Linked DNA regions of Homo sapiens: region 1 is linked to region 2. A link is a loop called in an ENCODE intact Hi-C map of the cell type or tissue named here. Cell type or tissue: A673. All regions are shown on one strand. Links, peaks and the distances in the headings refer to the core of each region. The heading gives the core; the rest is flanking DNA. Region 1 has its middle 12 kb from the start of LINC01525. Region 2 has its middle 16 kb from the start of CD2.

Region 1 (16,504 bases), core at 4,896-12,895, 550 kb after region 2:
TATGACAAGCCAGTGACAGTCACAGATAATCATACAGGTCTTCTGCTACTATAATATTGCTTACTCTTTATTTTGCTACCATAAACAGACGCTGTGAAGCCAAACCTGAAAACTGTTTTGGTTTTGTTTTCTGGAGAATGACTTCTCAGAGCTCTGCCCCATGACAAGAGCTTCATGAACTTTCTCAGGCATATTCTACTCCCACGCTCCAGTACCAAAACTAAGATTTTGTAAGAGTACATGAGCATGTTGTATTAGTCAGCTTTTCAGAGAAATAGAATAATAGGATATATACAGGCAAATATAGAAAGAGATTTATTATGTGGGTTTAACTCACATAATTATAAAACTAAGCCCCACAATCTGCTGCCTGCAAATTGGAGCTGCACAATGACAGTGACATAGTTCCAGTCCAAGCCTGAAAGCCTGACAACCAGGGCAGCAAGTTGTGTAAGTTCTAGTCCAATTTCAAAGGCACAAGAACCAGGGCTACTGATGTCTGAGGGCGGGAGAAGATGGATGTCCTAGCTAAACAAAAGAGAGAAAATGCACCCTCCCTCTGCCTTTTTGTTCTATTTTGGCCATCTTCAGATTGGATGACACTGACCCTCATTGGTGAGGGCTGATCTTCTTAATTTTGCATACGTATATTCTGATGCTAACGTCTTCCAGGAACACCTTCACAGACAGACCCAGAAATAATGTTTTCACCAGACACCTGGGCATGCCTAGCCCAGTCAAGTTGACACATAAAATTAACTATCACGAATGTCTCAAACCACTGTTAACCAACTAAAGCCAGAGAGAATCTGGGAAATAGACCTTCCTGCCAGTGCACGGGCCTTCCTGCACCTGCCCCTTAGCCTTCTCCCTTAGCTATGTTTAGGAACCTCTCTGGCTATCTCAAATCATAGTCAGCATCAGGGACATCATCACAAAAGAGTCAATTACATAGTCAAGGGTGAATCTCAACTGTAGCTACTATGGAGGCAGTTTTGATGTCTGGATATTGTAGGACATTTCTAAGCTGGGTGATAGGTATATAATTTCTGGCCCTAGTAAAGTTGTCAGTTTAGCACTCCTGGGGATTCACCCATGGATGTCTTTTATTTCCTGCAAGAGAAGGCTTTGAAACATACAGTGCATTAAATAACCCTTCAAATTCAGCTGGCCCTCAGAGTATCATTTTATCCTTTTGTGCACATCAGGAAAGGGGCACTTGGAGCCATCAGAGCTCTAGGCCAGAGGTTCCCAGATTGTCTCTTCAGACAGATACAAATAAAAAGAGGACTGGGTGGCTTATTTCAGGCAAATAGAATTTATGATAAAAAGCATCAAATGGGCCAAAGAAAAACATTTTATATGGAATTAAGGTACAATCCACAATAAAGATCTAACAGCTGGAATCTTTATGTGACAATAATGAAATAGTTAGAAACATAAGGGGAAAAAATGCTTGAAACACAATATTTGTAGGAGACGTTTAAACACAAATATCTCAAACTGACCGCTCAAATAAATAAAATTGTCAACAAAAATTAGAAGATCTAAATCATAGAATTTTCTTTATAAAAAGAAAGTATGCCATTTTTTAAGCTTCTGTGAAACATTTACAAAAAAAGATCACAAATAGGACACAAAGATAAACTCAGTAAATTTCAAAGCATGAAATTTATATGAGCCATTTTATCATGTCACAAAGTAATAAAACTTGAAATTAAACAAGCAAATAAACCATCCACTTTAAGGTGGAGGGCAAACTCCCAAACAGTTATTGTGACAAAATAGAATAAAAATTTTAGATATAGGCTATTATTAAAACAATAAAATGAGGCTGGGCGCAGTGGCTTACACCTGTCATCCCAGCATTTTGGGAAGCTAAGGCCGGCGGATCACCTGAGGTCAGGAGTTCGAAACCAGCCTGGCCAACATGGTGAAACCCCGTTGCTACTAAAAACTACAAAAATTAGCCGGGCATGGTGGTGGGTGCCTGTAATCCCAGCTACTTGGCAGGCTGAGGCAGAAAAATCACTTGAACCCGGGAAGTGGAGGTTGCAGTGGGCCAAGGCTGTGCCACTGCACTCCAGCCTTGGTGACAGAGCGAAACTTCATCTCAAAAAATAATAATAATAATAAAATGAGAACTGTTTTATGCACTCATGTAATAAACCCAAGTTACTGATTACCTGCTAGATACTATATACGGTTCTAAGAGCAGGATACACAACACTGCTCTAATGGAACTTATATTCCACCAGTACAGTGGGGAAGACAGCTTATAAACAAGTATATGAATAAATAAGAAAATATCAGGCGGTAACACTTGCTTAAATAACAATGAAACACAATGATGTGACTGAGAGTGACTGCCATAGGAGTGGCACTACTTTGGGTTGGAAAGGCCTCTCTGAGGTGGCATTTAAGCTGAGATCTGAACATTAGAAAGAATTCATCTGTGAAGATCTTGGAAAAGAACATTCCAGCAGAGAGATGACCTACACTGTATACCCAAGTTAGAGAACTGGATGCAGGAAGTGCAAAAATGAAAATACTTTAATTATTCATAGAAAATTCTTTGAAAAGGAGAAAGAAAATTATGAAGATGACAACCAAGATAAATAAGTGCAAAATCAAACAAAAAAGATAAGATTGATAAATCCAAGATTGAGTTACTCTGGAGGAAAAGTACAAAAGATAAGCATCTAATCAATAATTTTTAAAAACACATATAGATATAAAAATGAATATAGACAGCTACACAATTTTTAACAGAACTAGGATAACTCTAATACAAAAGAGAAAAAGAAAAGAAACAGGAAAAAGAAAAGCATATCAAACTTTAGATCAATCTTATTTATACATCTGGAATCATAAACCTACTAAATTGTATCCACAGAATATTAAATGACTATGCTTCATAACCAAGAAATCTTCATTCCAGATATACAAGGATAACTTAGAAAAAATATTAATATAACATGTTACATCATTTTTTCACAGCGGATAAGACATATCTTATAATCACAATGAATGAATAAAGGTTTTTGATAAAATTCAATACCTTTTCTGATTTAGCGTTACTCTGGCAGCTTGGAGGAATAAACTAATGTGGATGCCTTGCTTCACTCAATATGGAGAAATGGTAAATGATATATGATGCATATAATTAAAAGAATAGCTAAGCTGAAAAAAAAGAAAAACAATAATATGTAAACAATAAAGGAATTTAAAGCCAGAATTATGAAATAATGAAATAATATAGTGATAACTTTGGGGACAGGAGTGAGGGTATCAAATCCAGATATTGGCTCTAATAATCATTCAGGGAAAGGACAGATATGGTTTGGGGCCTGCCTAAGGTGGTAAGCTATCACTAAGATCACTGCATAAAATGGGGACCTTGAGAGGTACCCTCCAGTGAACTAGAAACAAGAAATTCTCTGCCCAGAAGAGCAATAAGGAAATTTGAATCTGCCTAGGACTCTGATCAGAGGAAAAATTATTCCTTTAAAAACCAAAACCTCAAGACTGTTTTAAACCAAAATATAAACTACGCAGGTGGCATAGGCATCCTCAAGTCCAAGAAATTAACGTAAACTGGTTTGAAGCCAGCAAATCAACTTGGCAGAGGGAAGCGTGCATTTCCAACGTCTAGAGCCAGAGTCAGCAAACTAAGGCCCGTGGGCCAAATACTGCCATGGCCTGCTCTTGTAGACTTTGTGTGTTAAGAATGGATTTTACATTTTTAAAAGGTTATTACTAAAAAAAAAAAAAAAAAAAAAAAAAAAAAAAAAGGAAGAAGAGAAGGAGGAAGAGACAGAGACTGTGTAGCCTGCCAAGACTAGAATATTTACTATTTGGCCCTATATAGAAAAAGTTTGCCAACCTATGATTTAGAGGACAAAGAGAGCCCAAAGGGATAAAATATCCTTACTAAAGATCAGCTTACAATAAAAGATTACCCTGCAACTAACTCATGCCCTATTTAGGAAAGTCAATAAACTCAATGACTAGTAGGATTAAGTAGCTTTGCAAATTTTAGACGATAGTACAATCTGAAGAGACTATAAAAATAGTATTTTTTAAATAATTAAACTGTATTCTTAGCTATTCTGGAGGCTGAGGCAGAAGAATGGCTTGAGCCCATGAGTTCAAGGCTGTAGTGCTCAATGATGGTGGCTGTGAATAGCCCAGGCACTCCAGCCTGGGCAATATAGCGAGACCCTGTCTCTAATAACAATATTAATAATGAAAGTGACAAAGGGAAATAGTTTCTTATGGTTTTTTTTGTTGTTGTTTGTTTGTTTTTTTCCCGAGACTGAGTCTTGCTCTGTCACCCAGGCTGGAGTGCAGTGGCACCATCTCGGCTCACTGCAATCTCCGCCTCCTGGGTTCAAGCAATTCTCCTGCCTCAGCCTCCCAAGTAGCTAGGATTACAGGCACCCACCACCACGCCTGGCTAATTTTTGTATTTTTAGTAGAGACGGGGTTTCACCTTGTTGGCCAGGCTGGTCTCAAACTTCTGACCTCGTGATCCACCTGCCTCAGCCTCCCAAAGTACTGGGATTATAGGCATGAGTCACCGCGCCTGGCCGGAAATAGATTTTTAAAAAAACTTTTATAAAAGAAAATGTAGTAGTTGGAATTATAATTCAAAGGAAAAATTAGATAGCAGATGTAAACACAACTGAGGAAGTAATCAATGGACTAGAAGGTAAATCTTAGAGGATTAACCAGAATGTAACACAAAGTGATAAAGGGATAAAAAATATGAAAAAGAAGTTAAGAGTTAGGAAGAACAGACTAAGAAAGAATGATTAGTTGTAGTTCCCAAAAGAAAGATTAGGAGAAATGAGAAAGAATTATTTGAAGATAAAATTATTGTGAATTATTAAGAAACAATAAAAATGTAAATCTTTATATTCAAGAAATACATTAAATCTTCAGCAGGATAAAAATAGATAAATCCAAAACTAGGCACATTATGGCAAAGTATTAAAAACAAAAGAAAAAGAAAATAAAAATAAGCAGAGAGTGACCGGGCTCCGTGGCTCACGCCTGTAATCCCAGCTTTTTGGGAGGCTGAAGTGGGTGGATCACCTGAGGTCAGGAGTTCGAGACCAGCCTGGCCAACATAGTGAAATCTTGTCTCTACTAAAAACACAAAAATTAGCCGGGCCTGGTGGCACGTGCCTGTAGTCCCAGCTACTTGGGAAGCTGAGGCAGGAGAATCGCTTGAACTCGGGAGGTGGAGGTTGCAGTGAGCCAAGATCATGCCACTGCACTCCAGCCTGGGTGACAGAGCAAGACTCCATCTCAAAAAAAAAAAAAAGTCATCAGAGAGAAAACATAAATTAACACTGTGGCCAAGATTGCTATATAGCCACCCAAATATATTCTGAATCGTCTGAAAAACCAGAGTTGTAGTTGAGCATAAGGATGCTAATGTTAGCATTCTATGAGGAAAGCATGTCTTCTAGATATGACTTTAGAATCATGTAATATTTTACATAATTATGAAACAAACTTAAAGTTTAAAAAAAGCAATCCCTAAAAGTGGAAAGTAAAAGGAAACAATCCTAACATGTATCTAAATAGTGACATAACCACATAGAGAGAGATTGGTCAGAGTGACTTTCAGAGGGAGGCTGAGGCAGGAGAATGGCGTGAACTGGGAAGGCGGAGCTTGCAGTGAGCCGAGATTGCGCCATTGCACTCTAGCCTGGATGAAAGAGCGAGACTCCGTCTCCAAAAAAAAAAAAAAAAAAAAAAAAAGTGACTTTCAGAAATAGTAATTTGACTGTATATCACTAGTGGTATATACCCTAAAAGCAAAAAGAATGACATAGGACAATGTTAAACTACTCACAGTAATCATGTTGTTAGTGGTGGCAATGGTATTATCATGTGGGCATTGTGGGATAAAGCGAAAAGAGTAATTATGGTACTGTATTAGTGTGTTAGGGCTGCTGTAACAAAATACCACAGACCAGGAGCTTAAACAACAGAAATGTATTTTCTCACAGTTTTGGAGGCTAGAAGTTCAAGATCAAGATTCTGTCAGAGCTGGTTTCTGGTGAGGCCTCCCTTCCCGGCTTGTAGACAGCCACCTTCTTACCATGACTTCACATGGCCTTCCCTCCTTGCACACCGGGAGAGAAGGAGAGAGAGAGATCACTGTCTCTTCCTCTTCTTCTTCTCCTTTTTTATAATAGAGACAAGGGTCTCACTATGTTTCCCAGACTGGTCTCAAACTCCTGGCCTCAAACAATCCTCCCACCCTTGCCTCCCAAAGTGCTGGTATTACAGGTGTGAGCCACTGTACCCGGACATGACTTTTCCTCTTCCTATAAGGATACCAGTCCTGTCAGATTAAGGCCTCGCCCTTATGATCTCATTTAACCTTAATTTCCTCCCTAAAGGCCTTATCTCCAAATACAATCATCCCTTGGTATCCATGGGGCATTAGTTCCAGGGCTACACACCATATCAAAATCGGCAGATGCTTATGCTCCTTATATAAAGTGTATTTCATATATAATATAAAATGTTATTTATTTAAATAAAACCTACCTACATCCTCTCATATACTTCAAATCATGTCTAGATTACTTATAATACCCAATACAATGTAAATACTATATAAATAGTTGTTATACTGTATTGGTTTTTTAATTTGTGTTATTTTTTAATACTGTATTATAATTTTTTTCAAATATTTTTGATCCTCAGTTGATTGACTCCATGGATGTGGAATCCACAGATATGGAGTGGCAACTATATAGTCACTGGAGGTTACAACTTCAGCATATGAATTTTGGGAGACACAGTTCAGTCCAATAACAAGTACCATTGAAAATTGAAAATTTTCACATAGGAGAAACGAAATACAGATGTAAGATAGCTAAGACTAAGTGAAAAACCTGTAGTCCTAAATGTGAGTAGAAACTATCAGTATGAGCATATATATATATACACACACACACACATACATATTTGTAATATAACTTTATATATGACTATATAATTTATATATATTATATCTATCCATTGAAAAGGCCTGAAAGAAAAGATAAACTCAGTAGCAATGAGACCACTAGTACCCAGATTATAATACCATTTCCTATTCAAATGAACCAGAGATTCTTAGAAAAAAATCTTTGACTCTAGGCCTGAGAAGGGAAATGTAAAAGCTGTACATATAAAATTTTGTCATCCCTGGTAGCAACCAAATTATTAGTTATCATTTCAGTGGGTTTATGAACCAACTTGAATAGTCTTCCCCAGCCAAATATAGGATAGTTTTATTTTTGGAATTGATTTTGACTACAGAGTATCTGAGCTTGCTTGCCCACTGGCTAGAATTCTATTAGTTACCTGATATCCTTTCAATAAATTCCTCTTTTGCTTTGAGTAAGTCAGAATTATTTTTTACTTTCAACTAAGAAACCAACAAATGAAACTTGCCTAGCATGACTGAAGGCATAATTGATGTTCAGTAAATGGTGATTTCCTTCCTAGGAGTCAAAAATCTACTATGACTTCTTTTCAGATTTTAAAAACTGTGAGGGAAACTTCCTGCCTATGAGGACTTCCCTCTTTCATGAGGGAGATTCTGCCTCTGTTCACATCCCCTGCAGCTCCCCTACTCTCCTCTACTCAAGGGAAGAAGGTCTGGAAGCCAATTGATCACAGTCCAAGGTTTTGACTGGGCCCCAGTAATCAGTGGGCAGGGCCACTGTCTCAAAATGTCAGCACCCAGTTCCTGTTTTCCCGCATTTTCTGCTTCCTATCTCCCAGTGGTAAGCAGACATAAGATCTCTTAGGTCTTCCTCAACCTGATGCTAGAGAGTAAATGCATTTAGTATTCCTCTCAAAGGTTGGATCTCTCTATCAAACAATATGCCTAAAATTTCCATTTGAAGAGAAATAAAAAATCCCAGTTACACACTGAGGCTTAAGACATGCTCAAGTTCATCTTTTACCAGAAAACGCTGCATTGGGAATTATCAGGTGCTGACTTAGCTAGTAATCATATAATTCATTGATTCTCATTTCCTGCTGTTCCTTTCCTGGCACAGAACTCCCCTGAGACACTAAAGGCAAGATGGGACCATTTAAGGACTCAGATATTCTTGGGTTCCTCACAGAGGAGAAGATGGGTGATACCACCAAGTAACACCAAAACTCCTCTCTCATTCTTACAGAACCACCAAGAGATGGGAAACAAAGTGCAAAAGAATATAGCATGGATACTGACATTTCAACACAGTGACTCTGACGTTTATGCTTAGGGGCTCTGACAGGTTGGCATAGGGTAGAAAGGAGCAGAGGAGGAGGCCAGTGGGAGGAGAAGGAAGGCCAAGTGAGAGGATGGCCTCCTCTGCGGTCTTCACTCGATTCTCTTTACCTCACTCCACTCTCCCCCATTAATTCCCACCTATACATCCAAGGAAGAGAGTGATAAAAAGGGTAATGAGGATGAGTCAAGTTCAAAGGTATTTTATTGGCCACATTCTTTTTTTGGGTGTTCATGTCCTGGGAATTTCTCTTTTGTACCTCTGGTGTGCGAAAAGCACACTTATACCACCTATGCTCCAGATTTTAAAGAGAGGCTCATTTCTCTCTCCTTTCGTTGGCATGGTTTTCCTTGGATTCATCTTTTCTTGCTGTCACAAAGTTAAAATAACAAAGCCTGAGAAAGAGGTATAAACTTAGGGGGAAAGTACCAAGACGGTCACTTGGACATTTTATTATTATTATTATTATTATTATTATTATTATTATTATTATTATTATTTTAAGGGTCTTGCTATGTTTCCCAGGCTGGTCTCGAAATCCTGGCCTCAAGTGATCCTCCCACTTAGCCTCCCCAAACACTAAGATTACAGCCATGAGCCAAGACACCTAGCCAGGGCCTAGTTTTAGCATTAATTTTGCCTTTAGATTAGACAAAAAGAATCTTTCAGTGGTTATCCCTAGCTTCGCAATGGCCTAGGGTAGTATTTGAAGCCAAAACATTCTTATAAAATGCATGCATTTGCCTGGCCCTGTCCTCTGAGCATGATGTCTCCCTTGTGGCACTCATGGACAAGGGCAAAGCTCTGGCAAGGCAGGATTTGGGTGTTCAGAACCTTGAGCCCAAGCCCAATACTACCCCCAACCCCAAATACCATGTCTTCCAATTCAAATAACATGGGTGATAATGGGCCTGCCATTCTAAAATCATGTCTGGCTAATGGCTTGGCAGGTGAATAATCTGCTATGAGCCTACCTGAGCAGTGGCTGCTCTTGGGACCAGAAGATGCAAACACACACAGCTGTGAGGAAGCCCCAGCTCTTGGGAACTGTTGCTGCAATCTCCAGGTCTACTGGCCTTGCTTCACTGTTTTCTGATGTCTCCATCAGCCCCATCCTGATGATCTCCTGGTACTCCCCGACTTTAAGGAGACCTGTTTGCTATGGAAGCTCTAGGAAATGCATAATGGTATGAGGTGATGGCTTCCAATAATGGGCCTTCGCATTCTGAAGATGATGTGGTTGAAATGTGAATGGTTCAGTCTGCTTGGGAGATGATCTTTCCAAGACAAGCTCCTGAACTGATGCTGCCTTATCTTCTTACATGTGTTCCTTTGTTCCCAAGTCACTTACTGGGACTTCAGATGCCATCTCAGGTCCTCTGCTTCCCTCTTCTGGTCAATTGAAGGGAATCTTTATAGCCATTTAGAGCTCAGGGGAAGAATTAATATATGATGCTACCTAGTATAGAACCAAATAATAATCTCCTAGTGATCACTTTTCAATTCACAAAAAGCTACACCCAGGAAATAGGGTAATTAAATATAACATTATTACCTATTAAATATGCTCACACTAAGGCAGTCATAACATCTATTCTACTGTACAGAACCAGAGGGAAGATGTTGAGCCAGCAGTTCTACATGTGATATCACTGTGTGTTTTTGTAGAAAGGGTTCTTTGGTTAAATGTATTTGGAAAATCTTAGGGTAAAATAAGTTACACAGGTTTCTTTACTAAAAAATTGCTCAGGGCCTTTAAATTTATAACGTGAATTGTTAATCTCCCAGGGGGATATGGTATATAATTTTTGATCGATGACTCCTTGATTGGAGAGAATTCCAAGGATTAGCATTCCATTCTGTAGAATATTCTGGGGGAAATGTGACACTAGACATTGAAAAGGTGAACTTAAAAAAGAAAGATCTTCACATTTTGAAATGGCAAGTGTCATCTCACCTAAGCCAACAGCAGGTCCGCAAAGCAAATGACCATTAGTACCTCTTGAGTTGATATCAGCCTCAAGTTTTTTTAAACCACAAAGCTTAGAGTTGGGAAAAGGACCCTAAAGGCCCTAAAGGTCCTTTGCAGACCAATCCCTCCATTTTGTAGATAAGATGACTGAGACTTAGAGAGCTATATAGTCTCAAAACCCAGTGAAGAAATATAATTTTACCATGTATTGGTGGGAATCCAGGATACACCACTGTTTAGCTGAGAGGAGCTGTCCATCACAAAAAGCCTGCATTTTGACATATTCGATAAGCAGGTTTTTTTTTTAGTTTAAGCCAGGTGTGGTGGCTCACACCTGTAATCCCAGCACTTTGGGAGGCCGAGGTGGGTGGATCACCTGAGGTCAGGAGTTCGAGACCAGCCTGACCAACATGGTGAAACCCTGTCTCTACTAAAAATACAAAAAGTAGCTGGGCGTGGTAGCACATGCCTGTAATCCCAGCTACTCGTGAGGCTGAGGCAGGAGAATCGCTAGAACCCGGGAGGTGGAGGTTGCAGTGAGCCGAGATCATGCCATTGCACTCCAGCCTGGGCAACAACAGCAAAACTCCATCTCTAAAAAAAAAAAAAAAAAAAAAAAATTAGTTTAGAAGAGTATATATCAGGCCATCCGCTTCACTGGAAAGATGTACGCAAGATGCTGCAGCCTTTAACAAAGAAGATCCAACTTATTATTCATTTATAAACCCACAGAAGGCACTTTTATAAAAAGACATCATCCTCATTCATGCATCAAATGGAAAGTCAGGAAATACAGTTTGTGTTAAACTCCAAAGGGCTTTGATGCTTTTTCATAAATGTTAGCACATTTGGGAGAACACCACAGCCTTCTGTGTTAGCTGAGACTATTCTGGTTGCTAGTGACAAGAACCCAGCTTGAACTAGTTTAGGCAGAATAAAAAGGAGGGTGGGGAGTAATTTATGGGAAGGCTCACATAACAAAAGGAAGAGCTGGCCGGGCAGGGTGAATGAAAGAGCCATCAAGATTATCACCTTCACCTCTTGCATTTCTCTCTGTCAGTCAGCTTTACTCTTCTACTGCAGATGGGATCTGCCCCCTCATGGGGGTGGTGGCTCTCTTTGGCTCATAATTTCACATCTTCCCTACCAGAAAGCAATGGTCTCTAGTTCAAAGGTCCCAGAGAAGGGCTCTGATTGGCCTTGCTTCTTCAAGGTGTACCTTTCTGAGGTAAGGGAAATAGGTCTTAATAGAGGCAGATAGCCTGGTGGGTATCAGTATGGGTTCTGAAGTCCAACTGCTTGAGCTCAAACACTGGCTCCCCTGCCTACTAGCTGATTGATCTTGAGCAATTTACTTAAGCTCTTTTACCTCAGTTTCCTTATCTGTAAAATGGGGACAATAATGGTTTACAGGTTTTATATCACGATTAAATGAGGAAAATATGTAAACAATTTTATATGGTACCCAGCACAAGGCAAGTAATCAATAGTCATTAGCTTTTCTCATTACTGGTTCAGCTTGGAGGGTTAGGAGGTCATGCTTAGATCAATCACTACGGCAATTCAATGGAAAGATTAAGAGCATAAGCTCTATGGTCTGATGATGTGATTTCAAGTTCCAACTCCTGCACTTACTAGCTATACCTTATGCAAGTTGCTTAACTCTTCTGTGCCTTTGGTTTCTTCATCTATAAAATAGGGATAATAATCATTCCTATCTTGTAAGATGGTTGCAAGAAATAAAAGAGATGACAAATTTGAATCATTTAGCATCTTGTCTAGCACACAGTAAGCATGCAACAAAGTTATTATTAAGGCTGTGCAGGCGGTCTACCAAAAGATGATATCTTCCATTTGAATCATGACAGTAGGAGTATTTCATTCATTTATTCAATAAATACTTGTTTAGTGCTACTATTGTGCTAGGCACTGTGCTGAACGTTAAGAATACAGGGTGATGAGCAAGACAGATAATGCCCTGAGTTCATGAAGCACACGTTAGTAAGGCTTTAAGCAGCGCGATATTATTCTGGGCAGGACAAACAACAAATGTCCACTATACCTACCAACTATTAAATCCCTAACTTCTGGCTGGGTGTGGTGGCTCACGCCTGTAATCCCAGCACTTTGGGAGGCCGAGGCGGGTGGATCACCTGAGGTCAGGAGTTCGAGACCAGCCTGACCAACATGGAGAAACCCTGTCTCTACTAAAAATATATAATTAGCTGGGCGTGGTGGTGCATGCCTGTAATCCCAGTTACTCAGGAGGATGAGGCAGGAGAATCGCTTGAACCCAGGAGGCAGAGGTTGCAGTGAGCCAAGATCATGCCATTGCGCTCTAGCCTGAGCAACAAGAGCGAAACTCTGTCTAAATAAAATAAAATAAAATAAAATAAAATAAAATTAGCTGGGCGTGGTGGCACGTCACTGTAATCCCAGATACTCGAGAGGCTGAGGCACGAGAATTGCTTAAACTTGGGAGGTGGAGGTTGCAGTGAGCCGAGATAGTGCCATTGCACTCCAGCCTGGGCAACAGAGCGAGAGACTTGGTCTCAATAAATAAATAAATAAATAGATCCCTAATTTCTCTGTTGATAACCAGTCCTTCAGATTTCTTATCTTCTGCCTTGTCTCAAAAACATAGTCACACTTAACCATTATATCTCTTTCTCCTTGTAAAGGGATACCTCTTTCTATTCTTGGTAGATAATTATGACTATGTATGAATGTACATACATACTGTATGTATAAATTGTATTATATGTATATATTCTTTATGATATTTTGATGATCTGGTAGATCACTTACCTGTTAGGAGTTTGGGAGACCTACCACCTTGATTAGCCTCAAATTTAGGAGTAAAACCAGGACAGCAGAAGGTCAGCTTCTCCAAAAGATAAAAGAATCCTTCAAAAGTTGGTTAGTAAACTTACCTCACATTATATACAAAAATCATTCTTAGGTGGATTATAGATTGAATGGAAAAAGTAAAACAATAAAGCTTCTGGCAGATAACATAGGAAAATATCTTTATGAATTCTGGATTAGGAAAGGTTTCTTAAACAAGATCCCCAAAGCACTTAAAATAGTTTGAAAAAGTTGACTACATTAAAATAGTTTGAAAAAATTGACTAGATCAAATTCAAGAACTTCTGTTCATTAAAGTGCATCACTAAAGGAGAGAAAAAGCAAACCTCAAAGTGGAACACCATTTTTCAATGTGTGTAATCAACAAGGGGTTCAGGGTTCATATCTAAGATACATAAAGAATTCCTACGAACCTACCAGTCAAAAGAAAACAAAAACAGACAACACAACAAAAAAAACAGGCAGAAGATTTGACAGATAATGAATATGAAATGAGCATTAATTCTCAACCTCATTTGTTAGCAGGGAAATGTACACTAAAGCCATACTGATACACCACTATACCTCACTAGAGTATCAAACCAAGCTTTCAAGGTTGTAGAACATCAAGAACTCAAATGTTGTTGATGGAAGTGTAAATTGGCACAATTACTATAGCAAACAGATTGACATTATCAAATAAAATACAAGATATGCATAATTTATGACACAGCAATTCACCTCCAAGTTATATACCCTCATAAAACATATGTTTATGTGCACCAGTATACATGTTTAAGAATATTCATAGCAGTACTGAATAATAACTCCAAATGGAAACAACCTAAATGTCTATCAAGAGTGAAATAAATAACAAATTGTGATCTATTCATACTATGAAATACTGTATTATGAGAAATAAGGAAAAAAGTACAGCTGCATGATATATAGAGGATGAATCTTAAAGACACAATATTACGTGAAAGGAGCCAAACAGTACAGAATATACACTGTATAATGTACTTTATATACAATTTTTGTTTTAAGACTGAATCTCACCATGTTGCCCAGGCTGATCTTGAATTCCTACGCTCTTGCAATCATTCCCCCTCAGCCTCTGGAGTAGCTGGGATTACAGGCACACGTCACCCAGCCTGGCTCTATACACAATTTTTTAAAAGGCAAAATTAAACAAGTTTTAGGACTAAAACTATCAAAGAAGAATAAGGAAGTAAATACTATAAAAATCAAGAGAGTATTCACTCTTAGGGAGAGTGAGAGGTTACAATCAGGAAAAGGTTTTTACAGCTATTAGTAATGTTTTATGGCTTGACACAAGTAGATTACACTGAGGTTTATTTTACAGATTGTTAACTCGTATATTCATTTTAAAAACCTTTCTGTATGCATGTTATATTTTACACACACTCACACTCAAGAGTAAGTATAGTGCAGACACAATGGACAGAGTCAGATAAAGGGTAGGACTGATCAAGTTCAAAGTCACAGAGCTCTCTAAAGGAGGGTTGAAGGTCACCAGCTTAAAGATGATCACCATCTTAGAACAAGCACTTATGCAACTTGCTGCTAAATGGGAAAAGTGGTGGCTTGCCCAACCACATTATATATTCTATTGATATAACTTGTAGAGAGGGATTTAGTTATAGAGAAAATATACAACAAACATTAAATCCATAGGTTTCAAATGATCAAAGCTAAAAGTCTCCCAGAACCCCTATCTAGGGGTGCATGCGCAACTCCACAAATCTGTAGTCATTGGAGGGGAAACTCAATGGACAGATGGAGAGTTCCAATCATCAGAGCCTCTGCTGCCAGGACATCCTTCATCCTAGCATGCCCGTTTTTCACTGGACCTGGGCAACTGACTTGCTCCCCAGCTGCCACAGCTTCTCCAGCAGGAATTGCAATCATGTCTGCCCTGCACCATCACCTCCTCACCATTGTAATCATACCATTTTGCATCCTCCTTGTCTTCCCACAGCTTGCATGTAATCGAGGGGTTTGTATGCTGGTTTGTTTGGCTTTGGCTAGGAAGAGAAAAGTTTCTATCATAAACATGCTCCCTACATTTTCCCCATGCTGTTTAGTTCATGGACCCTTCCTATATCACTCTCATACTGCCCTTCGCGTCCTCCCTAGTGCCAGCAGCCAGGGATTTTTTGATGTTTATTGGGCACTTATAACTCTTAAGCTTCATAATAATGAATGAGATGGGAGTATTATTATCCTTACCTAGGCTTAGAGGGGTTAGGTACTTAATTTTCACATCTCTGCTTCCTTGCCCCTACTCACACACGTCCCATACAAATCTAATAATTTTAAAATATTTTCATTGAAATAAATATATTAAAGGCAATTTTGAAAGTGAATTTAATTTCTAATCACACCATTCTCACTCATTTTTCTGTTTTTCAAAGTTTTGCCATGTTCATATATAATTATATGATTATATACATATTCTTTTTCTCGTTTTTTTTAAAATCATAAATCTTTTATCTTTGTCTTGAGCTTAAATAACTCTCAAGATCTCATTTTGGGACACAGCTTAGCATTGCACTGAGAAGATAAATAATAATCTGCTTAACCATTCCCATATTATTGGGTATTTAGGCTTTTTAGTTTTAACTAATAAATATTGTGTGCAATAATACATTTGTTAAAGTGAAATATAAAATTTTACATTTATCCCTGTTAAATTTAACTTCATTAGCTTTTGGCCAATTATTACAACATATCAACAGCTTCTTGAATTTTTACTTTGCTATCCAATGTGCTTGCATGATTCATGGATTTGATGAGTCATTAATTAAAGCATTGAAAATGGCAGACCCAAGAACAGAAGCTTACAGAGGTATATGTGCCAAAAGGCACACTGGAATGTTCAAAATAACACCCATGATATTTCCAAACTTGCAACAGCCCACATGTCCATTAGCTGCAGAATGTGCAAACAAATACATATGCACAGAATGGACTACAATATAAGAATAAAAATGAATGCACTACAGCTAGAACCATTACTTGGATGAATCTCACAAAAAGAAGCCAAACACAAAAGAATACTTACTCTACGGTGCCATTTTAATAAAGTTAAAAAAGTAGACAAGACTGATTTATGATGTAAGGTATCAATATATTGGTTACCTTTAAGGAGGAGGGGCAGTTTGTGATTGGAAAAGCATGCAAGGTAGGCCTTTGAGATGCTCATGAATGCTTTACTTCTAGACCTGGATGATTGCATGGGTATGTTTATTTGGTGATAATTCATCAAGCTGTACTCTTAGGATTTGTGAATTTTTCTGTGTTTTGCAATTCAGTACGAAGTTTATTTATTTTGTTTTTATTTTTATTTATTTATTTATTT
Region 2 (16,504 bases), core at 4,124-12,123:
TCAAGTTGTTCTTACTTTTTTTTTTTGGTCCTTACTCTTTAATTGCTCAATTTCTTTCCTTTGTTTTCCTAGTTAAAGGCTAACAAAAAATGAATTGGATATTTTAGTCATTTGTGGTCATCATTAATTTCATGGTCCTCTGCATTAATTAAGTCTTATTTCCTCTCCATAATCTTCTTTCCTCCTGATATTTGTAAAAGCACATCTTATTCTCCTTATTTGCTTTGGCTGGCGTGATCTAATTCTGATTTTTCGCCACCCTTATCTTTTCCTGGGAAGCTTTAACTGATGCAGCATATCCTCGTTTAATTCTTTCCCTTTTTCTCAGCAGACAGGAGAGTATTTCTTTCTCCATAGATTTCCTACCAGTCTTTGGGAGAAGTTGTGCTGATTAGATTTTGCCTCTCCTTTAGGAGTCCTGGGCTGGGGCCGGGCACGGTGGCTCATGCCTGTAATCCCGGCACTTTGGGAGGCTGAGGTGGGCGGATCACTTGAGGCCAAGAGTTTGAGACCAGCCCTGGCCAACATGGTGAAACCCTGTCTCTACTAAAAATACAAAAATTAGCCAGCCGTGGTGGCGCACACCTGTAATCCCAGCAACTCGGGAGTCTGAGACAGGAGAATCACTTGAACCCAGGAGGTGGAGGCTGCAGTGCACTGTGATCACTCCACTGCACTCCAGCCTGGGCAACAGAGTGAGACCCTGTCTCAAAAAAAAAAAAAAAAAGTCCTCGGCTGGGCTTCCCCTCCTTTCCACAGGCTCCTCCCCTGAAACCAAATCACCCAGGTTGTCCAGTCTTCCATCTGCAGCCAGACAAAGTGCTCTTTGCCCCTCAGCGGCAGGTAACTCTTTCCCTTGCTGTTTCACTGCTTGAACAGAAGACTGTGCCTGGGGCAAGAAGGAAGAAGGGAAACCATGCAGTGAGATGGGCTCCCTGTTAGCAGCTCTGGTACACAGACTGGAGGTGAAGCAAACAACAGCAAAGATGCTAGGGACCTCAAGGCGTTGAGAGCCATGGATAATTAAGTGCTCCTAGTCCAAGACCTTCAAACTTCACTTTTGATTTGTTGACAGCCAGAGGCAATGTCCGTCCCTCTATCTATGACCTGCAGGCACCACAGCTATAGTTTCCCCTGAGCGTTTTGCTTATTCTTCTCATTTAATGCCTATTTTGCTCTGCCCTGACTTGTGGTTCGTCATTTCTGTGTCTGTCTCTCTTATGTCATAAAATTGAAGTCATCTCACTCCTTTGCAACCCACGCATACTTTGGATCCTATAGTCTCCATTTCTATTAACATCATTGCCTAGATTATTCTGGAACCATCTACAGCCTCCTTTCTCCCTCAGCCTTCACAGGTAATAGGTCACCAAATTGCATTTTTATGAGTACCCTCCTTTTCATTCACGCTAGATGCCCTTCATTAAACTTTCTCTGGATGCACTGGACATTGTGGTGGCCAACTTACACCCAGCCCCATTCTCTCAATAACCACCTTTGGCTTTCTTTCCATCACCACATCTCCTCATTTACTTAAGGGATGCCAACTACCCAGAACTCTAGGAATGAAGGCTGTGGCTTATGCCTAACCCAGTCAGTGTAATTCCACCCCACTCCCCCACCTCCCTGTTATTCTCATTGGTTCAGGCTGAGCACATGACCCAGTTCAAGCCAATGAGGCTAGAGAGGACATTTATTGAAGTCTTTGGGAACAAAAAACTTCCTTGCTCTTCTGAGAACACTCCCAGAGTTGAGCCAGGTGCTGGAAGCCATCTTCCCCACTGTATGGGAAGAGGCTACCTGAAAATGAAGCCAATGCAGAAGAAAGCAGAGACAAGAGATATGGAAAGATGAAGAGTCCCAATTTTATTATTCAAGTGCATGGATCCAGCTGTGCCTGAACCACTCCTACACCTTTGTTATGCACCCACATTCTACATCCAATCCATAAGCAGATCCCACCAGCACTGCCTTTGAGAATATTCAGAATCCAATTCCTTCTATGTCTGCTGCTACCTTCCTAGTCCTCTTGCTCAGACTACTGCAGTAGCCCTCACACTGGTCTCACTGCTTCCACAAGTGGCCCAGGAGATCCTTTTAAAACCGTAAGTCGGATCACACTACTGCTCTGCTCAGAACCCTCTAACAGCTCCCCATCCAACTCCAAGATCCTCACCATGACTCTCAGGCCCTGCATGGCCTGGCTGCTCCCGCTGTCCTCCTCTCTTACCACTCTAGCCCTCGCTCAGCCCACTGTATCCTCACTAGCATTTTAGCTTCCACTTCAGGGCCTTTGCACTTGCTGATCTATCTCCCTGGAATGCTCTTCCACCAGATAGCTGCACGGTTTGTTCTCTCTTTCTTTCAGGGTGCTGCTCTATTGCTACCTTTTCAGTTAGGCCATCCTTGACCCCTCCTTCCTAAAATAGCACTTTCTTATAACTCTGTATCCCCTTGCCTTGCTTTATCTTATTTGTAGCACTTACAACCACCTGAAAAAATTATATACTGTCAACTGAAGAATCACAAGGTTCATAAATTTGGAAAGGAGAGCTGTACTTCTCTGCAGGTGACCATTCTGACAGGCTGGAAGTGTAGCCTCTGGCCAGAAGCCAGAAGCAAGGACTTAAGGGTGGGAAGACTAAGACAGGGATTTATGCTGAAGAGGGTGGTCAAATATACATAATCAACAGGTTATAGGAAGAGCTATAAATAGTAGCAAAGGGGAGTTGTGGGCATGCATAGCAGGCTAATGTGTAAAACACGCATCCCGTGTTCGCTCTAGGGTGGAAACTCAACATTTAAATGTATTACAGTTAGGCTCTATATGTCAAAAGGTGAAGCAGGGGACACAAAGGCCCTCTGTGTGCAGCCTCTGTAGACTGGCCCAAACCACCCCATGGTCAGTGGTGTCTAATGAGGAAGGGACTCTGATCAGTTGTTGTACTGAAACAGGGCTGGTTTCTGTTTAACCCTTAGGGAAAAAACCCTAATAGTAGTTAGCAGAAGGGAGTGTAAGGAGATGTGTCCGACTTCCCACTCTGTCATGGCTGGGAAGTCAGTTTTTAAGGTTTCTTTGAGGACTCTTTGGCCAGGCGGGGGACCATTCAGTTGGTTGGGGGACTCGGGATTTCATTTTTATTTCTCAGTGTATATGTGGTTGTTGTTATCTGTATCTACCCTTTAGAACATGCACCCTATGAGAACCTTGGGCTGCTTAGTTTGCTGCTATATATCCAGCTCCTAGAACAGCAGCTGGCAAGTGAGGTACTCAGCAGAGTGCTGTCAACTTACTGATTGGATGAATTAACACATGAGCTAATCATTTTCCTATTTTTGCATGAAGTATTTTCAGTTGAGTTTCTGCCACTTACAAAGTATTCTCACACAACATTTAATTAATATGTTTGCTTAAAAAGTGGACCAATGAGTACCTTAGCTTAGGTTGGGTTGTAGGTTACATCCTCATAGATAACAATACCTGACATGTGACTGTCCCTTTTGAATGCCAAGACACCACATTCAGGGCCCTCTTACATACTTACATTGGTTTTACAATATCAACAGGGCAAATATTGCCTTCCCCCCATATTTCAGGAAAAGTGAAGTGGTTTGGTGGAGTTAAGCAGCAAAGCAGGGACTGGAGCCCACATCTTGTCCCCAGCCCACAGCTCTTGCCACATCTCAGTTTTGCATTTCTGTCCATAGTTCTGCAGCTTCATAGTGTGGCATTCACCCACAGGCCTGGGGGAGTGCTATGAAATCCTGTTCCCATGTGATATCTACTTATCTAACATTTCTAATTCCCTCTTCCCTGAAAGCCAATAAAATTCTAAATCTTTTCCACATGAGACTGTGGGCTTTTTGGGAAAAAGAAAATCAAGCATATGGCTCTCAGAAAATAAAATCTGCTTTGTGAGATAAAAATCTCCCTCCTTGCCCCCACCCTCCCAGCTACCCCATGGTATCACATTCTTTGGAGTTTCATTTTACATGTTGGGGCTGGGACAACAGACACATGTGTGTGCCTGCCTTGAGTGGTCATAATACATTGCAAAAAATCCTTCTGCAACCCCTCTCTTCCAGAGTGGTTTTTTCCTTCCTCAGCTATTCCCCACGGATGACATTAGCTCCCTTTTTAATTCCTTTCCCCTCGCTGCACGCTCTGATGTTACTTACCAACCCCCAGTGGATATGCAGAGGCTTATTCAGTGTCACATGTAATAGATAAAACAGCGGGGGCTTCTAATCGGAAAATGTTTTGCAGGCTGCAAAAGACTATGGAAAACCACAAAGCTGCCAATATGGTCCAGAGTTTATTAATACATATTTGGCACAAGTGTGGCACACAACACTGCCCTGTCCCCCATGGGGGATTAGTTACATGTTTACAGACATAGCATACTGTGGAAGGGGGGCAAGGATATAGCCCCCTTTCTAGGAACCTTCTGCAGAGCTTGTTTTTTTATCTGAGGCCCAGAGACATCCAGGTAGTATGCCTCTTCATGTGGGCACAGCATTAGAGGTTGCTTGAGTCTTCTTCCTATTTTATTTATTTTTATTTATTTATTTATTTATTTTTGTAGAGATGGGATCTTGCTTTGTTGCCCCAGCTGGTTTCAAACTCCTGGGCCCAAGTGATCCTTGCAACTTGGCCTCCCAAAGGGTTAGGATTACAGGTGTGAACTCGGCTTGTAGTGGTGTTTTTAAGAGGCTACCAATTCCTTTACACACTCCCATCAAGAGGTGGGGTTGGCCGGGCATGGTGGCTCACTCCTGTAATCCCAGCACGCTGGGAGGCCGAGACGGGCGGATCACGAGGTCAGGAGATCAAGACCATCCTGGCTAACACAGTGAAACCCTGTCTCTACTAAAAATACAAAAAATAGCCAGGCGTGGTGGTGGGCGCCTGTAGTCCCAGCTACTCAGGAGGCTGAGGCAGGAGAATGGCCTGAACCCAGGAGGCAGAGCTTGCAGTGAGCCGAGATTGAGCCACTGCACTCCAGCCTGGGTGACAGAGGGAGACTCCATCTCAAAAAAAAAAAAAAAAAAAGAGGTGGGGTCAACGTCTCCTCTGCTAAAATCTGGGCTCTGTGACCTCTCTGACCAAGCGAGTGCTGTGGGAGGACGCTATGGCCTCCCAAGGCGGGGTCAGAAGGGGCCAGGCCCACTCCACCTGCAGCTTTTGGGATGCTCGCTGTGGCCCCTTTTCTGGATACTCCTAAGCAGGAAGCTTCCACATTGTAAGGAGCCCAGTCTCATGGAGAGGCCTTGTGGGGTGCTCTGGTTGACTGTACTCCAGCCTCCAGGCACAGGCCCCAGGCATGCAAGTGAGGCCACTCTCTTGGAGGCACCACTCCCAGCGCCAGCCCACCCAGCGCTCAGCCATTTGCATCACCCGGGCCATTAAAGTCTTCCCCGCATCGCTCCAGAAACAGTAGAGCAGTGAAGAGCCGGGCCCACAGGTTCTGTGAATGTAACAAGACAGCCGTTTCATGCCCCTGAGTGTGTGTGGGATGGTTGCAGCAGGAGGAATCACAGCACACAGCCAGGTGAATGCTGAGCGTTAAAAGGGCCCTGGGTACATTCCAAGAACTAGACCTTCCAGGCCTCCTGGCTGGACCACCCACACCTCATCAAATCTATAGGGCCAGACTGCAGAAAAAACTCCTTGTCCATTGTTAAAACCCTGCAGAAAGAACCAGACTCTACAGCAGTCAGCACTGACTCGCTGCCACTCTGAACAAGGCCTGCTGGGACCTCCTACTCGACCTCCCTGTCCCTCCTGGGCCTCTCCGGCCTCCTCTCCTTCCACCTTCCCTCACTCACTCCCCAGCAATGCTGGTCTCCTCCTTTGGCCCCCCACACACCAGATATGGTCCCATCTCAGGGCCTTTGTTCCTGCAGTTCCCCCTGCCTGAACTGTCCCTCCTTGTATATTTGCCTGGCTGTCTCCCTCAATTCACAATTCCTTTAGGCCGGGAGTTCCCAAGCCCTGGCTGCAGACTGGTACCGGTCCATGGCCTGTTAGGAACTGGGCCACAGCATTAGATTCTCCTAGGAGCGCGAGCCCTATTGTAAATTGTGAGTTTGAAGAATCTAGGTTGCGCTCCTTATGAGAGTTTAATGCCTGATGATGGGAGGTGGAACAGTTTCATCCTGAAGCCATTCTACCCCAGTGCCCCGGTCCATGGAAAAATTGTCTTCCATGAAACTGGCCCCTAGTGCCAAGAAGGTTGGAAACCGCTGCTTTAGGCCTTTACTCAGAGCCACCTCCTCCATCAGTCCTTTGTGGCCATGCTCTCCAAAAGGGCAAATCCCCACCCATGTCTCCAATTTGCATGACTCTTTTTCTACTTTATTTTTCTCTTGAATACTTGTCACTATCTAAATACTTCTATTTTACTCATTTTTGTTGTTTATTATGCCTTTCCCACTAGAGTGTATGTTCAGTATGCACAGAAATACATCCCCCAGGGCCTAGAAGAATACCTGGCACAAGGAAAGCAGGCAGTCAATATCCATTGCAGAAATAAATGAATACTCTGTAACAAAGTTATGCTTTTGCTTTTATCCCGAGAAACAAACAGAGTATATGCCTATCACAATAAATATTTGTTAAGTGAATAAATGGGAGACATGCAGGATGGCTGGTTTATTGTTGCCTTTAGAAAACAGTATGAATTCCATCCTGCCGAGATCTCCTCCAACTTCCCTCTCCAGCTTCACCACCTGCCTCCCTCCTCTGCTCAACCGGAGCAGGTATTCCCCGGTTCAGTGCACTGAAGCCTGGCTTCTGCCATTTCCTCTGCCTGGAAGGTCCTGCATCTACCTCTTTGTGAACTTACAACCTGTTTGTCTCTTCAGGACCAGCTCAGGTACCACCTAGCTGGAGTCCCTTTGGCCTCTGGTGAATTCCATGTGCATTTCTCCCAGGTCCTGAGGTCCCTGGGTATCTGTCTCATCTCCTTCATCTGTCTGAATCCCAGAGAAGAGCAGGTGCTGCTCTGCCTTGTTCATATCTGTAGTCCTTACCTCCCTTCACTCATAGGCAGCTGCAGATACAGATGGGGTCTGGAGAATTTGGGGATGTGTTGGAGGGATGGGGTGAGAGAGGAGGTCTGGAGAACTCCATGTTCATATCCGATTCTGTCAGAGTTTGAGAAGTGCAACAACAGAAGTAGAACTAACTGACATGCCCCTATGACAGTGAAAAGAACACAGGTCTTGGAATCAGAGAGCCTGGTCTCATCTCCTTGCTAAGTCTCCTTAGACAAACCATTTACCTTTCCCAAGCCTTGGTTTCTTCAACTACAAAAATGTGTATGCCACAAGGATATTGTTTGGATAAAAGAATATCATTCTTGAGGGGGGAAGAAGTGTAAACTGGAAAACACTATGCAAATGTAAACGAATGTGTAAAAGATGTTCTAACCAGTGAAATTGACAAGAGTGTGGCTCAGGTTGCTGCCAGAGGGTGGCAGCAGCAGGCAGGGACTTTGGCCCACGGTCCTTTGAAAAAAGCTACCCTGGAAACTGCCAGAAAGGGATACATTCGCTGGGTTGCCCTGAGATGATCAGCTCATCTGACTGAAGAGATTGCCCTCTCTCCTGGAGTGGGATCTGGCCAGGGCTGAACCAAACCCCAGAAGTCTTCCCTTGAGTGATTTTCCCCAGATGTTTTTTACGGCCACCCTCACCATCACGATGCTGTCCTGAAATTTCCGGCATTCGGTGTAGGTGTTTTCTTGGTGACCTCATCTAGTCTTCACCACAAACTTTTGAGTATAAGTGAGCAGGCCAGATTGTAACTCCTTCCCACAGATCATCATTTTTTTTTTTAAATTTTCATTTTTATAGAGACAGGGTCTCACTATGTTGCCCAGGCTGGTCTTGAACTCTGGCCTCAAGCGATCCACTTGCCTTGACCTCCCAAAGTGTTGGGATTACAGGCGTGAGCCACGGCACCTGGCTGCACCTCACCATTTCAGACATGACAAAACTGAGGCCCAAAGAGGTTACTTTGAAGATCACACAGATACTAAATAGGAAAAAGTTAGAATTTGCATTTTAAGCCTGGGTTTCTTTTTTTAGCTTGAATTCCATTACATCATCACTTCTTTCACCTTGCTTGTTCAGTTATTCATACAACCAGCACTTTTTGGGCTCTTGCAGTTTGCTGGAGAGCTGCATAGACTTCCTACTACTTAGCCATGGTGGCCGCTCTCCTGGCCTAGGCGAGCCGATGTCTCCCACCCTTTCTGTTCAGAGCTAGGGCCTCAGTCTATCTTCCTCTACTCTGGGCAGCAGGCGCCACCTCCTTAGTGTTCTGGGGCTCATATCCCAAGCCCAACAGCTGAGAAAGGGCTCTGTCTCCCCCTGCTCCCTACATCACAGCTTCTTAGATCACAATCTCACAGGCCCTGCTGGCTTTATACTTAGGCAATCCTGAGAAATAACTAGGAAGAGGAGGGTAACAAAAACAAAAATAAAAAGCAGAGAAAAGTAACGCATACCTAAGGAATCATATAAAGTTTCCTAGTTCTTCTCAATCTACAGTTCACGACTTCTCTGCTACGAAGTCTTCAAGCCCTGAGCTTGAGTTCTCCTGACTTACTTCCGAAGGTGAAACTTCTCTATTTTGTCTCTTTTATTCTCTTAAGTTGGCCTCATTATCAGGAACATAGAGGCAATCTGGGAAGAAAGCTGACATTTGTTGAGCATCTCCTAGGGCCAGGCATCGTGCTAGACCCTGGACACACGTCACTTCATTTGACCTCACAATAGGCTTGAGAACAAAGCATTTGTCTTCTTTTACAAATGTGGAAACCGAGACGCAAAGACATGAAATGACATGCCTAAATTCGTGTTTCTAGCATGTGGTGGCTCAAAGCTCTTTTCCCTTAAAGCACATGATTATACAGCTAGCAACAAGCATGTACCCCTTCTCTCAGAGGTGTTTAACGCTTGGGGGAATTCCAAGGTCAGTGACTTTCATATCCGGAACCCAGGCTTCACACAGGAACTGGCACTGTGGGCCGATTCTGTCCTCTCTGCTTTGTGGGTGGGAAGCCCAAGAGGAAAAGAAAACTCAGTTTTTGCCTTGGAGGAGATAACACCTGACAAAGGAACAAGCTCTCAGAGACAGACTTTTTGGCTGGAAAAGAGTACATCTGCTGCCATGGTGCATGCATTGGTGGCCGATAACATTAGGCTGCTTTTGTGAGAACACTCACCTCTTTGCCTGGCAGTGACAATGTTTGTGGAATCTGATTTTGCTGCTGATACTGATACTGAAATTCTGCTGTGATCATCTAGATACAACCAAGATAAACATCAATAGGACCTGGCCACAGACACACAGTGTGGCCTTTCTGATCATCACTGAAGCCCTGGCAAATATCAGTTTTTTTTCTTTTTGTCGTTTTATAAGCACTTTGTTTTATTGCACAGAAGCAATTGAAACTGGACACAGGTGGAAAGTGCGCCCTGGCATAATTCAGTGCCCAGTGCCCGGCCCCACCTGGACCACTCTTCCAGAATAGAGGTCTCTGGGCAAGGGCTTGACCACTCCTTTGGAAAACAGAAGGCATTTGGGAACAGGTTAAGACATCTCAAGCATAATGTGTTTCTAACTGCTTGTGGTCATCTGTCAGTTGCACATAGAGGCAATAAATGCACTTATTTGGAAAGGAGGGGGGCAGTTTTTATAGTCAAGTATTTACGTATGGCATTTGGCATGTATCACATTCGGCTACATAAGCTATCATAACATAATTGTCCATCGCCTCGGGAGGGTGTGGGGGCAGGAGGCTGGGATTGCCCTCTTTTGCTAACATATTGCTAATGAAGTTCCTGTTTGAAGAGGGAGGCCCTGTCATCTAAGCAGTTTCTTCTTACATAAAAAGTAAAAATTGCATTACTCTGATCCTTGAGCTCCAGGACCCTTTTGAGTTTCTTTGGCTGCTCCAGACATTCCTTTCTCCCTGCCTTACTTCCCCTTGGCAGCCTTGTCTTCTGTGGCCTTCTCTGGAGGCCTGCTGTCTTTTTGGTCTGTGCTGGAGGATTTTTCAGCCTTTTCCGCCTTAGGTTCACTGAGCTCCTTTGAGAGGGTCGTCTTTGGCTTTGGGTCTTGGGTTTCTCCTCAGGCTTCTTGAACTCAGTGGCCTTCTCCTCCTTGGTATCTTTTTTCTCCATTGCTGCTGCCGCCTCCTCCCTCTCTGCTGGTTTTCTGGGTTCCTTGGCCTTGGCATCATCTGGTTCCTTCTTGGCCATCTCTGTCTTCTCTTTGGGTTTAGCGTCTTCCTTCACCTCCACCTTGGCAGGAGCCTCCTTCTCTAAGGTGGCTGCTTTTTTCTTATCTTCAGCCTCTTCCTTCTTGGCTTCAACTTTGGATTCTTTGGGCTTTTCGATGGCAGCTTCCTTCTCCTCCACCTCGGGCTTTGGAGCCTCCTTGTTGGATGACTCCTCTTTCTTGCTCTCCTTCTCTGTTTTTGGCGTGGCGGTAGCTTTCTCTTCCTCTGCCTTCTTTGCAGGCTCTTTGACTTTTACGTCCTGGGGCTTCTCCTCCTCCTTCACTGGGGACTTCACCTCTTCCTTCTTTGGGATCTCCTTCTCGGGGGCCTTGGCATCCTCTTTCAGGGGAGACTTCACCTTCTCTGGGAACTTGACCTCCTCTTTGACAGGGCTTTTGGCCTTTTTGGGGGATTTATCTGCAGAGGGCCTTGCTTCCTCCTTTGCTGGAGTGTTGGCTTCTGGAGACTTCACATCAAGAGTCTTGGCCTTCTCAGGGGACTTTGCTTCTTCCTTCACTGGGGACTTGGCCTTCTTTGGAGACTTGGCCTCAGCCAGTGACTTTGCCTCTTCCTTTGCTGGGGACTTGGCCTTCCCGGGGGGACTTGATCTCAGCTGGAGATTTTGCTTCCTCTTTCTGTGGGGACTTGGCCTTAGCCAGTGACTTTGCCTCTTCCTTTGTTGGGGACTTGGCCTTCCCAGAAGACTTCACCTCAGCTGGGGATTTTGCTTCCTCCTTCTCTGGGGACTTGGCCTCAGCCGGTGACTTTGCCTCTTCCTTCACTGGGGACTTGGCTTCCTTCTCTGGGGATGTGGCCTCTTCTGCTAGGGGAGACTTTGCTTCTTCTTCTCCCCCTTTTGCCTCCTCTTCTTCACCCCCTTCTTCCTCCTTGACCTCCTCCTCTTTGGCCTCTTTCTCCTCTTCTTCAGTCACTTTTTCAGTCACTTGGGTCTCCTCTGTCTGTTCCTCCACAATCACAGTTTCTTTCTCAGACTTCTCTACCACTTTGATCTTCTCTTTGCTTTAGACCTTTATGTGAGTGGACATGGAGGGCATTTGGAGGAGTCCTTCTGGAAGTGAGAAAGGAATTGGGCCAAAGCCAGTCTGACATTCCTCACCTTCCAGGAGTTTTCTGTAAGGGGCTATCTCTATATCCAGAGCCATCTTGACATTGAGCAGGTCCTGGTAGTACTCTCGCAGCTGGGCCGCCATTTCTCACTTGGTGTTCCAGCGTCCAGCTGCTGAGTGGCTTCCTGGTAGGAGGCAATGTCGGCCTGATGACGGTCCTCCAGCTCAGAACACTGCCTGTCCAGTGAGTCGATGGTGCTCTTCAGTGCCTCCAGCTCTGTGGTCTCGGCCGGAAGCTGACGCTGATACTCAGTTATCTCCTCCTGCACTCAGCACATGGAGTCTGTGTTCACCTTGGCTGCCTCAGACAGTCGGTCCATCCTCACTTGGAACCACTCCTCAAACTGCAGCGTGCTCTGCACCGCATGGCCTTCAAGCTGCCGCAGATCTCATGCAGTGCAGACGCCGTGACATCACGTCACACTTGAGGGCGTCCCCTCCGCGGCCTGCACCTGCGCCTGCGCCTGCGAGGCGCCGCAGCCCTGCATCTGGCCGAGCAGCTCGCCCACCTGCTCCTGCTGGCGGTGCCACAGGTAGCTACACTCCTCTTGCAGTGCCTGCGCCTTCTTCTGCAGTTCCACGCCCGCCGCCTCGGCCTCCTGCAAGAAGCCGCCAACAGCACAAGCCTTGACCTCTTTGTGCTGCTGGGCCTCATCATGGAGGCACCGGTGCACATGTGGAAGTCCTGGAGCAGGTGCTCCTGCTCCAGGCGCAGCAGACTGCGCACCATGCCCAGGCACAGCACCGTGGGGCGCATCCCGCAGACCTCGAGTTCATACAGCTCACCCACGGTGGTGCAGCCTGCCTGCTGCTATCGCAGCACCACCGCCTCACCCTCCAGGCTGCAGTTGTGCACGTCTAGTTGCCGCACCTTGTCGCTCTAGCCTGTGAAGCAGTCCTTCAGCACCTGCAGCTGCTCCTTCTCACTGTGCGCTGTGGCTGCCGCCACCACTCAGCCCTCCCATCCCATTGGTCAGCGTGTCCAGCCAGTCAGTGCTCAAGGCGGCAGGCGCCCCCGAAGTGGCTGGGCGAGGCTGACATGGAGCTCATGGACATCCGTGTCCATGAGTGGAACCCGCTGGAGGATCCAGCAGCCGAGCGCCTTCTGCTTGTGCTGCCCTTTAGGGTCAGCGTGTAGTGGAGGCTGCTGCTGCCGTTCAGCACCCAGCAGTGCCTCAGAGCCACCAAAGCTCATCATGGTCTGAGCAGGTGCCTGGGGCCAGGACGGGATGGGAGGCACTCAAATGTCAGTTTTTGGTAAAAATGCAGCTGGGCATGGTGGCTCATGCCTGTAATCCCAGCACTTTGGAAGGCTGAGGCTGGTGGATCATGAGGTCAGTAGTTCAAGACCAGCCTGGCCAATATGGTGAAACCCCCATCTCCACTAAAAATACAAAAATTAGCTGGGTGTGGTGGTGTGCACCTGTAGTCCCAGCCACTCAGGAGGCTGAGGCAGGAGAATCGCTTGAACCCAGGAGAGGGAGGTTGCAGTGAGCTGAGATTGTGCCACTGAACTCCAGCCTGTGCAACAGAGCAAGACTCCATCTCAAAAAAAAAAAAAATGCTAGACACTTTACTCCTTTTTTGTGTTTCTACCCTGAGTCTGTGGGAAGGTGTAATGAGGGTGCAAGTGGAGGCACCAAAGAGAGGAGATGGAAGTTAGGCAGGAAGGTGAGGTGGGACGCAGGGATTACTGCAACTAAGGACAAGTGAGGTGTGCAAGGCAAAAAGTGACAGTGAGGTCTCAGGAAGAAGCAAGCAGTGTCTCCGAGTTTGGAGCACAGGTCCAAAGGGCTAGGGATTAGGTGATGAAAGTGTGGAGGAAGGGGACAGGCACAACCCAGAACCTCTCAGGGCTTAGAGTCCTCCACTGAAATGTGAGGGGATGTAATCCTATTTGGAATTTCTTTCTCTTCCAAAATCTCACAGTTCAAAAAATTCAGGTAAGTGTGAAATACAGAAATGGCAATTTTGACCATAGTCCTGCCAGAAATAACAAGTTCCTCTTCAAAGCTTCCATGGTCTTTCTTAATCAGTAATGAGCACTTGTTTCTCTGCTTAATCTGTAAAGAGCAAATGTCTTATTCTGTAAACAACCCTTCCCACCTAGTTGGTAATGGACAGCCTCTCCCTTCCTGCCTAACTGACCTTATTCAATTTCAAACACTAGCCAATCAGGTCAGCTTAGACTGTGCCCAACTCCAGCCAATGGGGAAAGGACACAGAAACAGGAACTGTTTTAGGGATAAAAATCCCTGCCCTAGCTGACTTGGTGTGCTCTTGTGATTGGAGGGATGCAGGCAGCACCCTTCTGCAAAGTAAATGTGCCTTGCTGAGAAATTTTCTATCTAAGTGCTGGTTTTTCCTTGTGGCACTGAGCACTTGCTTCTAACAACTTGGGGGCTCATCTAGGATCCCATTCTCCTCAGGGGAAGGGTCTCCGATCATCTCTTGTGAGGAGACGCATCCCACTGCCTCATTGCAGCTGCCTCAGGAGTGAGGGATCGAGACCCACCTGGCGTGACGAATAAACCCAGACTCTCAGCAACATGGGAGGAAAAGGCCTACAGATACTGCAGTGACCAGGTAATTCTGTGCATAGACCAAGGTAAGAAAAGCTGCGGGGGTGGTGAAGTACTTCCTTGGTGGTTGGGATGTCCTGGAGGTTGAAAGTGTGTGAATAAGATGCACAATTAAGTGCAAAGCGAGTGTGGAGTCTGGATTTGCTGTTCTGTGGTCACGTCACATGGCTTAAGGTGGCTTTCCTGTCAGGGGTTTATACCGACCCATCAATGCTAAGAAGGACCTAAATTCCCAGGAGAGAAACAGCCAAAGAAGGACAAAGGGAAAGCAAAGGAGTTCAAGAAACTTCCAGTGGTTGGGGGGGAGGGGGTTGCTGAGCCTCCAGAGAAAGAGTGCAAGAAATCTCTAGTAAGAGAGAATGAGCCACACACAGTCAGGAAACTCAGGGAAATGCCTACAACTTCCAGGATGGGAAATACCCTAAGCAGGACAGGGAATATAAAGGACAAGACAGACAATAAAATTCCCTCTGATAGCCCTCTAGGTCTCATGTTAAAATATTGGAGGGATAATGAAAGGACCAAACATAAGAAGAAGCAGAAAATGATAAATATTGTTGATTTATTTGGACCAAATATTGTTGCTTTATTTGGACCAAAAAAACCTATTCTCAAATCTTCAGTTTTCTCACCAAGGTTTGGGTCAAATGAGGATTGGATTTGTCAACTTTTAATAGAATATGTCAATGATAAAAGTCCTGTCTCCCAAGAGGAAATAGACTATGCCCTGTGCTGGGGGCAGGGGCCTGTCCTCTTCTACCCTCTAAAAGCTACAGGAAATAAGCCAGAAACTACCTCCCCTAAAGAAATTGAGACCCCTACCCCAAACAGTCCATTAACACATGGGATCCTTTAGACCACCTTCCTCTGCTAAACACCACCAACTTTGCCTCCTCCTCAAGCAGATGTAACCACCCCAAACCCTTCCCCTGCTCACGTTGTTCCCTCCCCTTATAATCCTGACTCTTGGGGCCATTCCCAGTCTGAATGCCCTGTCCTAGGAAAGCTTCAATGTGAAATAGAACAATGTAAAAAGGATATTCGAAACTTCCCTTTCCCCTCCTCCTCAAAGGAGTCTGCCCCAACCCTTTTTCCCTTAAGAGAAGTACCACTTGGAGGAGGGGAATTGGCTCTGAAAATGCCCCCTTAACTAGTTCAGAGGTCAGAAACCTGAAGAGGGAACTTAAATCACCATTAGATGATCCTTTTGGGGTTGTGGATCAAATTGACCAATTTTTAGGACCACAAGTATATACTTGGGCTAATGTCCATCTTAAGTATTCTCTTTTTTGGGTGGTGGAGGGGAATAAACATGATCCACAGGGCTGCTATGATAGTCTGGGAGCATGCACATCCTCCCAGTCAAAATATCCCTGCAGTAGAACAAAAATTTCCAGCCCAAGACCCCCAATGGGATAATGATAATGCAACCCACCGAAAAAACATGGAAGACCTTAGGGAGATGATAGTTAAAGGGATTTGGGAATCAATGCCTCAAACCCCAAATATTTCACTAGCATTTAATATACAGCAGGGGAAAGATGAAGGGCCCATGGAGTTTTTAAACAGACTAAAGGAACAGATGAGAAAATATGCAGGCTTAGACATAGAGGATCCCCTTGGGCAGGTGATGTTAAAGCTCCATTTTGTCACTAATAGTTGGCCAGGTATCACAAAGAAATTACAAAAAAAATAGAGAACTGGAAAGATCGGCCTATAGAGGAACTTTTGAGGGAGGCCCAAAAAAACATATGTAAGAACGGATGAAGAAAAGCAAAAGCAAAAGGCAAAAATCAGCTCTCCACTCTACAACAAAGTACCCAAGGGGCCAAAACCTGTAAACAACTTAAGCCCCCACTCGCTAGGCATATAAAGGGTATGAAAAAGCAAAGCAAGGGAATTTAAAAATAAGGAGAGAAAGAGAGCAGAACAAATGTTTCAAATGTGGAAGAATAGGTCACTTCGAAATGGAATGTCCTGAATGGGAAAAAGAAAAGGAAGTCATCCCACCTATGGCCTTCGAGGAAGAATAGGGGGGTCAGGGGCTCTGTTTCTTTTATCTCGAGTTCCACCAAGAGCCATTGATAAATTTAGAGGTGGGACCCAAACCCGAGCTCATTGCCTTTTTAATCGACTCAGGGGCAGCTCACTCCTCTCTTTGTTATCCTCCATCTGGTGTACTTTGTTCACAAGAAGAACTCCTGATCTCAGGAGTGAAAGAAGAAGGATTTAAAGCAAAAATCTTAGAAGAAAAAAAAGTCATGGACCGTCACCCCAGGACCAACCCCCACCAGAGTAATGTTAAAGAAAAAAGCCTAATCTGACTGTCCCTTTTTCCTCTTCTCTTTCCCTTAGCTACCCCACATCTCATTATTAATGTAACCAGGTCAAAGTCACCCCAAATCATTACTTTTGATGCTTGTCTTGTTATACCTTGTGGAGACTTGCAAAGTCAAAGGCAGTTCTCTACTTCAGAAAAGTATCTTTGCCATTCTTGGAA

The links. A loop is a pair of places that touch in the nucleus more often than their neighbours do. Peaks named below come from ENCODE experiments on the same cell type or tissue, not always from the same donor. Only the 100,000 strongest peaks of a DNase experiment are listed, where the experiment ranks them.
Region 1: it touches region 2 in a loop (2.7-fold over the local background); 8 of 110 quality-filtered maps call a loop at or near these places.

The regions. Positions count from the first base shown.
Region 1 is chr1:117,275,109-117,291,612 of GRCh38, forward strand. No RefSeq gene overlaps it. Among named protein-coding and RNA genes, the nearest start is that of LINC01525, 12 kb to the right of the region's middle. In A673, for the core only: a CTCF peak has its summit at 9,709 (motif pointing left); a DNase peak (open chromatin) is centred at 9,673.
Region 2 is chr1:116,729,990-116,746,493 of GRCh38, forward strand. It overlaps the pseudogene NEFHP1. Among named protein-coding and RNA genes, the nearest start is that of CD2, 16 kb to the right of the region's middle. RefSeq lists enhancers at 8,118-8,417, 8,886-9,095. In A673, for the core only: a CTCF peak has its summit at 7,457 (motif pointing right); a DNase peak (open chromatin) is centred at 7,492.